Regions from separate parts of the Homo sapiens genome. Here all the other regions are linked to region 2. Evidence: chromatin contacts called from ENCODE Hi-C or POLR2A ChIA-PET data. All regions are on one chromosome and are shown on one strand. Each heading gives the region's core, a stretch centred on a gene start or an enhancer-like site at or near the end of the contact. The rest is flanking DNA. Distances are from core to core; before and after follow the strand shown. Region 1 holds the start of ZC3H18 (zinc finger CCCH-type containing 18). Region 2 overlaps ACSF3 (acyl-CoA synthetase family member 3). Region 3 holds the start of ZNF276 (zinc finger protein 276).

Region 1 (3,041 bases), core at 531-3,030, 540 kb after region 2:
AAAGAAGTCTTCTGGTATTCTTAGTGGTGGCAAATCTTCCTCCTCTCAAGCTAGTCACTTTGATAAAGTGCTGCAAGTCAGAGTCTCACCTGATAAGGTGAGCTACCAACCACGTAAGTAAACTTTTGGTCAAACCTGGAGGGTGACTATTGAATAAGACTGATTTTCCCATATGACTACATTTTTACTACCACAACAGGAGTTCTAAAGAGATTCTGGCAAAGAAGCACCGATGAAATACAAGCACATTTTGGGACAATTACTTTCAACAGAGCAGTACCTATTTGAATGCCTAAGTTCTGGTACATCTGGTTAAAATTCTGACTCATAACCTCATGGACTTAAAATATCTAAATGAACGTTATCAAGGTTGGTGACAGACCCCACGTGCAAAGTGACCAAGCGTGACCACTAAACTCCTTGATAAAGAGGTACTCACCTTGAGATGCTCTGTAGCTGTGACAAAATACAAATCTCTGTAAACACGATGTAGGCCATAGGTTAACTTACCTGTTTGCTTTCTGGAGTGACTCCACAAAGCTTTCTTACAATATTTCAGCATGTCCCACCTACAACGGGAGAGGAGTTTCCGGCTTTGGGACACATTTGACTGGTTCCAGGGCTGGCTGGGCTCCATACTGCCCTTAGATAGTAAAATTATCAGGAAAAGACTCTCCTCCCAAAGCTGGGAAGCGGGATTCAGCCGAGGTCAAACCTCACCCGGATAATCCCAACTACTGAACGGGAAAGGACTACTCTACAGACAACAGGCTGGAGGTGAGTCTAACAGGAGACATGATGAGCACCTTGCTACACCCCAAACGGTACTTCAGATGCCAAACACTCTCTTCTTCCATTTTCCCAAATGGGTCTGAAGAATGACCTACTCTTGCAAATGAGTTAGCGTTGTTCGAACAAAGCTCATTTAAAACGGCCACTCTACCCGGCAAACTCAGTTGTCATAAAGTATTCAGGAAAAATGTTTGGCAGGAGTAAGGCTGTTAAGTTTCAGTTCTTCCAGCATTATAGCTGCAGTTGGTCTATATAAAGGACCCAGCACCTCTGATCTCCTAATCCAAGGGGCAAGGAAGTTACATACTCCTAAGAGACCGGCGCGCGTCTTGGGGCAATCACTGCGCCCAACCTGTGCACACTTTGAAGCTGCGGAGCAAGTTCCAGGAGGTTCATAAAGAGCTCAAAGTTCTCCGAAGAGCCCAGCAGCAGCCCGGGATGACCTACTCTGGAGGTGAATCTGGGCGCCTCTCACCGCCCCTTAGCCGGCGGCACACATGTGCCACGCGAGTGGCCCGGAAGAGAAATGACAGCTTCAGGAAAATAAACTCTGCCGCGGGGCGCGGAGGCAGCGCGCGAGGAGCTCGGGCGCCCAGGGCGCCCCAGGACCGCGGGGCCGGCTTACGGACGGAACTCGGGGTGGTGCCTGTCTCAAGGTCCCCTTCCCTGGGCCCGAGGGCCACGCTTCGGCCGGTGGGTCCGCACGGCCGGAGGCGCGCCGGGCTCCCGGGCCTCCCTCCCGCGGCCGCCGCCGCCGCCTCGGCGGCCTCCTCCTCCCGCCGCCGCCGGCCCGGCCTCCCGCCGCCCTCCCGGCCCCAGCTAACCTCAGCGCTAGGGCGGAGAGGAGGCCACGGCTCCCCTGGAGTCGGAGCGGCGTGGAGAAGACGTCCCTTGGCCCTTCCGCTCTTCACAGGTTCTGGCTCCAGGCTCGACACGGGCGGAACAAACGGGCTCCACTACCCGCGGGGGCCGGCCATTGTGCGACGTCATCAGGCCGCGACGGTAGTCCTACGGCCGGCGGGCTTCCCTCCCTCGCCCCGCCCCCTCCAGCTTCCTTCCGGCCTCCGCGCGGTTCCGCCCCCGCAGCGCGCGCCCGGACCCGCGCGAGCCAGCCGAACCCCCGCTACAGCGCAGGCGCCACGGGGAGTTCGCTTCTCAGGCGGCGGGCGTGCGGATCCGCGCCTGCGCACAGAGCTCCCCGCGGCCGCCGGGTCACGTGACGGGGCTCCGGCTGGGCCGGCGGGTTCTTCATCCCCGGGGATGATCGAGTTCATCAAAGTGGAAAACTTAAGGCGGTCTTCGTCGGGCTGATACTTCCTGCTTTATTGAATGTTGATATTAAATGCTTACCTCCGGAATTATTTTTTGAGGTATCGACTTTAGATTAAAAGCCTAACAATTCTTACCTTTCCCGTGGGCTGCCTGGCTCCCCGCGCGGTTCAACGCGAGCAGCGCCAGTGAGGGGACCTGTCGCGTGTCCTGCTCAGCGCGGTGTCCCACGGGCGCGTCCACAGCCCGGGGCGTCCAGGGGCTGCAGCGGTGCGAGCTGCTCTAGAGACGGAGGGCCCGGCCGGAGACCAGGGGCCGGCGGTTTCATCCTGCGCTGACCCTTGCCAACGACGTGGCTGGTCCTGGGGATCACAGGGCTTCGCTCATCCCATCTTCCTCCATATCCCCAAGGTGGAAACAAGGGGGCGAGATGTCCACAAACTGAGGAACAGACAAAATGCTGGCTGTCCATGCAGTGGAGTGTGAGTCAGTCATCAAGAAGAGTGAAGTTCAGACCCATGCCACAACATGGGTGAACCTTGGAAACATACTAAGTAAAGCAAGCCAATCGCAAAAGGACAAAACCTGTGCGACTCCATGCTATGGACCGAGTTCTGTCCCCCTAACATTTGTATGTGAAGCCTTAATCCCCAATGTGACTGTGTTTGCAGAAAGGGCCTTTAGAGAAGTAATTAAGGTTAAATGAGATTATAAGGGTGGGGTCCTGATCTGATAGGATTAGTGTCCTTGGAAGAGGTACCACAGGCCTGGCACTGTGGCTCACACCTGTAATCCTAGCACTTTGGGAGTCCAAGGTGGGAGGACCACCTCCTCCAGGAGTTTGAGACCAGCCTGGGCAACAAAGCAAGACCCCTGTCTCTACAAAAAAATTAACAGGGCACCGTGGTGCGTGCCTGTAGTCCCAGCAACTTGTTATGGTTACGTAAGAGGAATGTGAATTCAACCCTGGTGATTTTGGG
Region 2 (2,700 bases), core at 10-2,509:
TCTGTGCGGCCACCCCACTGGCAGCTCTGCACGGCAGCTGAGGATCTCGCTGCCATGGCCCTGTCATTCTGCTCAGGATGCCCCAGCCAAACCGAGACTTTACACTCAGAATACACTTAACAGCCCCCATGGCTCCCCAGGCCCAGCAAAGGGGCGTGAGCCTACAGTCTCTCCTCCTCCCAGCCCAGCAGCCAGCCAGCCCTCACACTCACCTTGCAGGCCCCAGCACCGTATCGCTGCCTGGCACCAGCTGGTCCCTGCCTGGGCCTGAACCCCCATGTCCACGCTTACCCTAGAGTCCCAGGAACCAAGCAGGCATGGAATGAGCCAAAGGGCACACGGAAAGCAATGGGACAGAGCAGAGCCCAGGAGCCGACCCCTCAGGAGTCGACGGACTTTCAACAAAGATCCAAAGGGCTGTTCGATGGAGAAGGGAGTCTTTTCAACGAACAGTGCTAAAAAGTTAGACATTCACACACTAAAAAAGAACTGTGGTCCGTATCTCGCACTATGTACAAACATTAACTCAAAATGGATCATGGTCCCAAACGTAAGAGCTGAAACTATTCTCTGTGACTTTGGGCTACGCAAGGATTTATTAGATATGACATCAGACAATTCACAAAACAAATTGATAAACCGGGCCAAAACCTAAAACTCCTGATTTTAAAGACGCTGTTAGGTGAATGGGAAGACAAACCACAAGCTGGGAGATGATATTTAAAATCGCACAGCTGACACTTGGGTCCCGAATTTTAAAAGCTCTCAAAACTCAAGAAAACAAAGGCCCCAGTTGAAAACGGAATGACACGAACAGGAAGAGGTGCTCAACGCCACCCATCATGAGAGAATCATGAACTCAACGAGACACCACCACCGCCCGCTGGAGCAGCAGGTGCTCGTGACCTCCCACCCATTGCAGGGGGAAGGGGATGGTGTAGCCGCTCTGGAGAACAGCTTGAAAGCTTCAGACAACACAGCAATCTCTCTCCTAGGTATCTGCCCAGGTGAAATAAAAAACCACGTTCGCACAGAAACCTGCACACAAATGTTGATAACATCTCACGTGTCATTGCTTAAAACAGGGTCACAAGCGGTGCCGCACCCACACCACGGATGCCACTCAGCAGGGAAAGGCGCGGGCTCTGACGCACACAGCACAGGCAGTTGACTGTGGGCGGAAGCCGGGCGGAAGCAGACAGGCTCAGAGGCCACGTCCTGCAGGATTTAGCCACGTGGCCTCCCAGAAAAAGCAAAACCACAAGAAGAGAAACAGGAACAAGGGGCCAGGCCTCGGGGGTGGAGGAGGTGCTGAGCACTAGGAAGGGAGTTTCTGAGGCGAGGAACCCTTCTCTATTTTGACTGTGATGATGTTTCTTAAGACACACAGAGCTGCACGCCAGAGGGGTGAATTTTTACTGGGTCTGCAGGTAAGCAGCTGCACAGACAGATGTGCGGGATGGTCTCACTTTAAGTCTGCACTGAGATCTCTCTTCTACTCTAGACAGACTGGAAGGGCTGCGCAGAAAGCAGCAGGGTGGCCCCCCAGCTGTGGGCTCTGTTCCCAGAAGTCCCAGCGGAGGACCCAGGGCTCAAATGGTTGGGTCAGATGAAAGTCAGAATGGGATGTGTTAGGGAAGGCTGGACAAGAGGGGCCCGGTATCAGGAGCCCACATCTAGAGAAGGAAGACAGGTGCTTGACTCATCCCACCCTGCCCACCACACCCACCTCTCCTGGCACTGCTGCTGGCGCTGTGTGGCACCCGGACTCCAGACAGACGGAGGCTGCCACCACTGCTGATGTGGTCTGGAGCCAACAGCATGGCCCCCCGCCTTCCTCTGAGACATGCACTGACGCCTGCATTCCAGGCATTGCTGTTCTTCCCATTGTCTCCCCAGTCATACAGCCAGGGGCCAGCACAGACACCTCCCCCATCCACCCGACTGAGACTTGGGAGAAGGCTGATCTACCCAGAGGGGACAGGTCGCAGTGCATCCTGAGTGCTCTCCTGGCCGAGTGGCCTGTCCCACGGGGGAGCATCCTCCATGCCGCCCTTCAGTCCGAATGTGGGTGGTTCGAGACTGGCCCACCTTGGGGGGCTCAGAGCACAGTGGAAGAGGAACGCAGCTGTGGGAAGTGCTCGTACCTGGCAGGCGCACGGCAGTGGTCAGGGGCCCGGACAGAGCCATGCCGATCTCGGTCATGCCATACCGCTCCAGCAGGGTGTGGCCCGTGATGTTCTTCCACTTCTCCAGCACTGGGAGGGGCAGGGCAGCTGAGCCTGAGACCATCAGCCTACGCGGCACAACCAAAGGCAGGTTTAGCCCCTTGGGACGTGGCTCTCGCGTGCAAAGGTGGCAGGTTTAGCCCCTCAGGAGGCGGCCCTTGCTTGCAAAAGTGGCAGCTCCTTCACGAGTGCAGGAGCCCCAGGCCGTGGGTACAGCACCACTGTGCGACACCCGGGACCAACGCTGCAGTCTGCGCTACGGCGTGACTTTGTTTTTTGAAAACGATCTGTTGGGTGTATTTTAGAAGGAAGCAGGTCCAACAGCTAATGAGGGTAAACAATGTGCTTAGGGTCCGCGGTGTCCCCTGCAAAGTTCCTGCGCTGTTCACAACCACGCTCAAGAACAGCAGTGACCGTGCAGCTGCCGACCACGGAGCTGATCACGGGTGAACAGCCACGGCGCTGCAGGCTG
Region 3 (2,702 bases), core at 203-2,702, 610 kb before region 2:
CCACAACAGTCCCAGGGCTGTTGGCACTGAACCCGGGCATGGCCCATTCCCCCCACCCAGAGGCTCCCGCGGAGGCACGCCCTGTCCCTCTCTCAACACCCGTCACACTGCAGTACTGACAGCCTGAACGTGCTCTGAACAGACTAGGGCGTACTTTGCACAAGGCTTCCGGCGACCAGCCGGGGAGGCGTTGACCCTCTGCAGGAAGGACTTGAGAAGGCTGTGGCACTGGTAGAACTGGGCGTGGCAGCTCTTGCAGACAAACGGAGACAAGGTGGGGTCCTGGCGGACAGCCACACCAAGCAGGCGCTGGAAGTCCCGTACGAGCACGCGCTCCTCTGCGGATGGCCTCTCCATGCTCGCTCCAGGCGCCCTCTCGGAGATGCTGCGCAGGCTTCTCGAGGAAAACTTCCCGTGGCAGAGGCGACAGTGACCCATGGCGAGAGCCCGGCCTGCTCCTGCACAGAGCGGCAGGAAGTGTTAGCAGCTGGCAAAGGAGGCTCCTGAGCACAGGGCGTCCCGGACTCCAGGTCCGAGGGCAGCGCCTGCAGCGCCCTTCGCGCGGCTCCCGGACACAGCAAGCGGCTCGGGCGCGCGGCTCTCGGCGGGACAAGCCGCCCTGTGGGGGATGTGGCCGCTGGTCCAAGAAATCTTTCAAATTTCAAAGGCCTCTAAGGCCTCTCCAGCGAAGCAACTTCAAGAGTGAAACCTGGAACTGCACCCTCCTCCCAGCGACCGCGAGACCCGGGGCAGGCGCTGCGCCCTCCAGGAAACGCCGCGGTTTCCTGTCTGCCAATTGCAGGTGCCGCCTCCTTTCCGGCTCCGCGAGGGCACGAAGCAGGGGAGGGCGATTCCCACGCGCGGGCACCCCAGGGCGACCTGCCCGCGGTGACAGCGCTCCTCACGCCGGGTCCCTTCTGGCCGAGCCCGCGGCCGGGGAGGCCGGGCCGGCGACGCCGGCGTCACGGAGCGCGAGGAAAACCGAGCCGGCCGCCCAGCGCCTATCCCGACGCAGCCCCGAGTCCGCTACGCCCTTGGCCGGGTGGAGGAGAGGCCGCGCCGGCTTCCGGGCGTCAGTGCGGCTCCTCCCACGAGCAACCCCTGCCGCGACCCCAACCCGCCACGCCCGGGCCGCGGACCCACCTGCCTCGTCCGCGCCGTCCTCGCCCGCGTCCCCGCAGGACCCCACCGGGCCCCAGGCGCGCCGCGCCGTCGCCCCGTCCACCCTCGGCCCACCGCTAAGGGAAGGGCGGCCCCGAGTCCGGCTGACGCCGCCGCCGCCGTCCGAGGCCCCGCACTGTCGGGACGACCCAGGAGACAGGAAGCGGCCCAGCCGGTCCCGCTTCATGGCAGCGGAGGACGCCAGCAGAATCCCGCGGGTGCTGCCCGGCCCGAGGTTCCTAGAGGACCCGGCGTTAGGCTCCGCTCGGCGCGCTGGAAGCGAGGCGGGGCGGGGGAGGGGCGGAGCGAGAAGCAAAGCGAGGCGGGCGGGGCGGGCCAGGGGCCAGGGGCGGGACCCCGCCGGCCGAGGTTCCACCCGCGGTGCCAGCGCCCCCGCTCGTACCGCTCCCCTCTCGGGCCCGAGGGCGGCCGTGCCCGCCTCTGTCGCCAATGGAGCGCTGGCCTGGGGCGGGGCGGTGGGCGGAGGGGCTCGCCGACACCTCACGACGAGTCCTCCAGGGAGAGGCGACGCGGCCCTCACCGCCTCTTACCGTGGGAGACGGAGGCGCGGGGCGGGCAGGCGCCGGCGGAGGCCACGCGGCGCGCAGGTGGCGGGCGGGCTGCAGAAAGGGGAGGGGGGCCGGGGTCTCACGTAGAGAGGGGCCTGGCTGCCGCGGTTAGACGCCCATGGCAACTCCGTGAGGGGCCCTTCTCGCCAGCCCCGTCTCAAGACGGCGAAGAGGCCCGGCTCCGTCGCGACAACCCACCCGGACTCTGCCGCCCCCGCCACTAACACCCGTGGGGCCCGCAGTACGCGCGGAGGGGGCCCGTCGCCGGAAGTGCGGCCGCGTCCCTTCCTGCGGTCCGCTGCTCGGGCGGCTCCAGCACCAGCGCCGGCTGCGTTCCGGGCCTCCGGTCGCCCGTCCAGCCCCTCGGCTACCGCCGCCGCCTCCCCCGCTCGGCGCCATGGCCGCTGCGGCCGGGGACGGCACGGTGAAGCCGCTGCAGAGCGCCATGAAGCTTGCCAACGGGGCCATCGAGCTGGACACCGGCAACCGGCCCCGGGTGAGGCGGGGCGGGGGCGGGGCTTGGCCGCTGAGGGTGGCCCCTGGAGGGACCCCCGCCCGGGGAGGGCGAGGACGGGGCCGGCTCGGGCTGGAGACTTGGGAGCGGGCGCCAGCCGGGATCCCGGGCCGCGGTTCCCGGGCGAGGACGGGGGCGGGGCGCAGCCGGGCGTGCAGTGACCTTGGACAGCTCAGATCCTGCGGACCTTGGCTTTCCACTCCGCTCGCTGAGCCGGTGCATCACAGCCTGGGCTCCACCTGTAGAGGAGATGTAGCAGGAGGGTCCGCCAGGCCACCTTCCAAAATCCGAGTGACGGGCAGGTCCGTGCGTTCGTGCATTTTTCTGGGCAGAGATGGTAGATTTAATCCGGTTGCCACAGGGGACGGCATGCAGAGAAGGCCACATACCTGCTCATTTGTGATGCTGTTTGCAGTCGTCTTAGGAAGGAAAAGCAGGCCGGAGGGGTGTGGCCCGTT

What was found. Hi-C counts contacts between places; a loop is a spot of excess contacts on that map. ChIA-PET counts read pairs that join two places held with the same protein, here RNA polymerase II (POLR2A). Pooled maps may share reads with other maps.
Region 1: a map of CD14-positive monocyte shows a loop between it and region 2 (14-fold over the local background). The contact joins the promoter of ZC3H18 here to the enhancer-like site in region 2. A Hi-C loop is called at or near these places in 3 of 168 maps with a recorded cell type or tissue (CD14-positive monocyte and naive thymus-derived CD4-positive, alpha-beta T cell), 2 of 37 single-sample maps with no recorded cell type and 13 of 50 pooled maps. POLR2A ChIA-PET finds 5 or more read pairs at or near these places in 1 of 52 experiments (CD4-positive, alpha-beta memory T cell).
Region 3: a pooled map shows a loop between it and region 2 (7-fold over the local background). The contact joins the promoter of ZNF276 here to the enhancer-like site in region 2. A Hi-C loop is called at or near these places in 4 of 50 pooled maps.

What each region holds. Positions count from the first base shown.
Region 1 is chr16:88,569,142-88,572,182 of GRCh38, reverse strand. It overlaps ZC3H18 (zinc finger CCCH-type containing 18), which reads right to left and starts at 1,780. Exons shown (of 18, transcript NM_144604.4): 1 at 1,617-1,780. RefSeq lists enhancers at 1,190-1,239, 2,330-2,379, 2,490-2,599 and silencers at 1,510-1,579, 1,760-2,089.
Region 2 is chr16:89,113,935-89,116,634 of GRCh38, reverse strand. ACSF3 (acyl-CoA synthetase family member 3) reads right to left here. Exons shown (of 11, transcript NM_001243279.3): 6 at 2,148-2,296. Among named protein-coding and RNA genes, the nearest start is that of ACSF3, 21 kb to the right of the region's middle. RefSeq lists a silencer at 1,780-2,074 and enhancers at 2,170-2,269, 1,469-2,668. Within about 2 kb of position 1,259, at least 14 of the 41 ENCODE cell types and tissues checked have a DNase peak (open chromatin) inside an H3K27ac peak, as active enhancers do; they include CD14-positive monocyte, where a contact is called at or near this core.
Region 3 is chr16:89,720,287-89,722,988 of GRCh38, reverse strand. It overlaps ZNF276 (zinc finger protein 276), which reads right to left and starts at 1,452. Exons shown (of 11, transcript NM_001113525.2): 1 at 1,144-1,452; 2 at 155-458. The coding sequence starts at 1,348. VPS9D1 (VPS9 domain containing 1) reads left to right here and starts at 2,091. Exons shown (of 15, transcript NM_004913.3): 1 at 2,091-2,226. The coding sequence starts at 2,128. RefSeq lists silencers at 825-1,284, 1,365-2,484.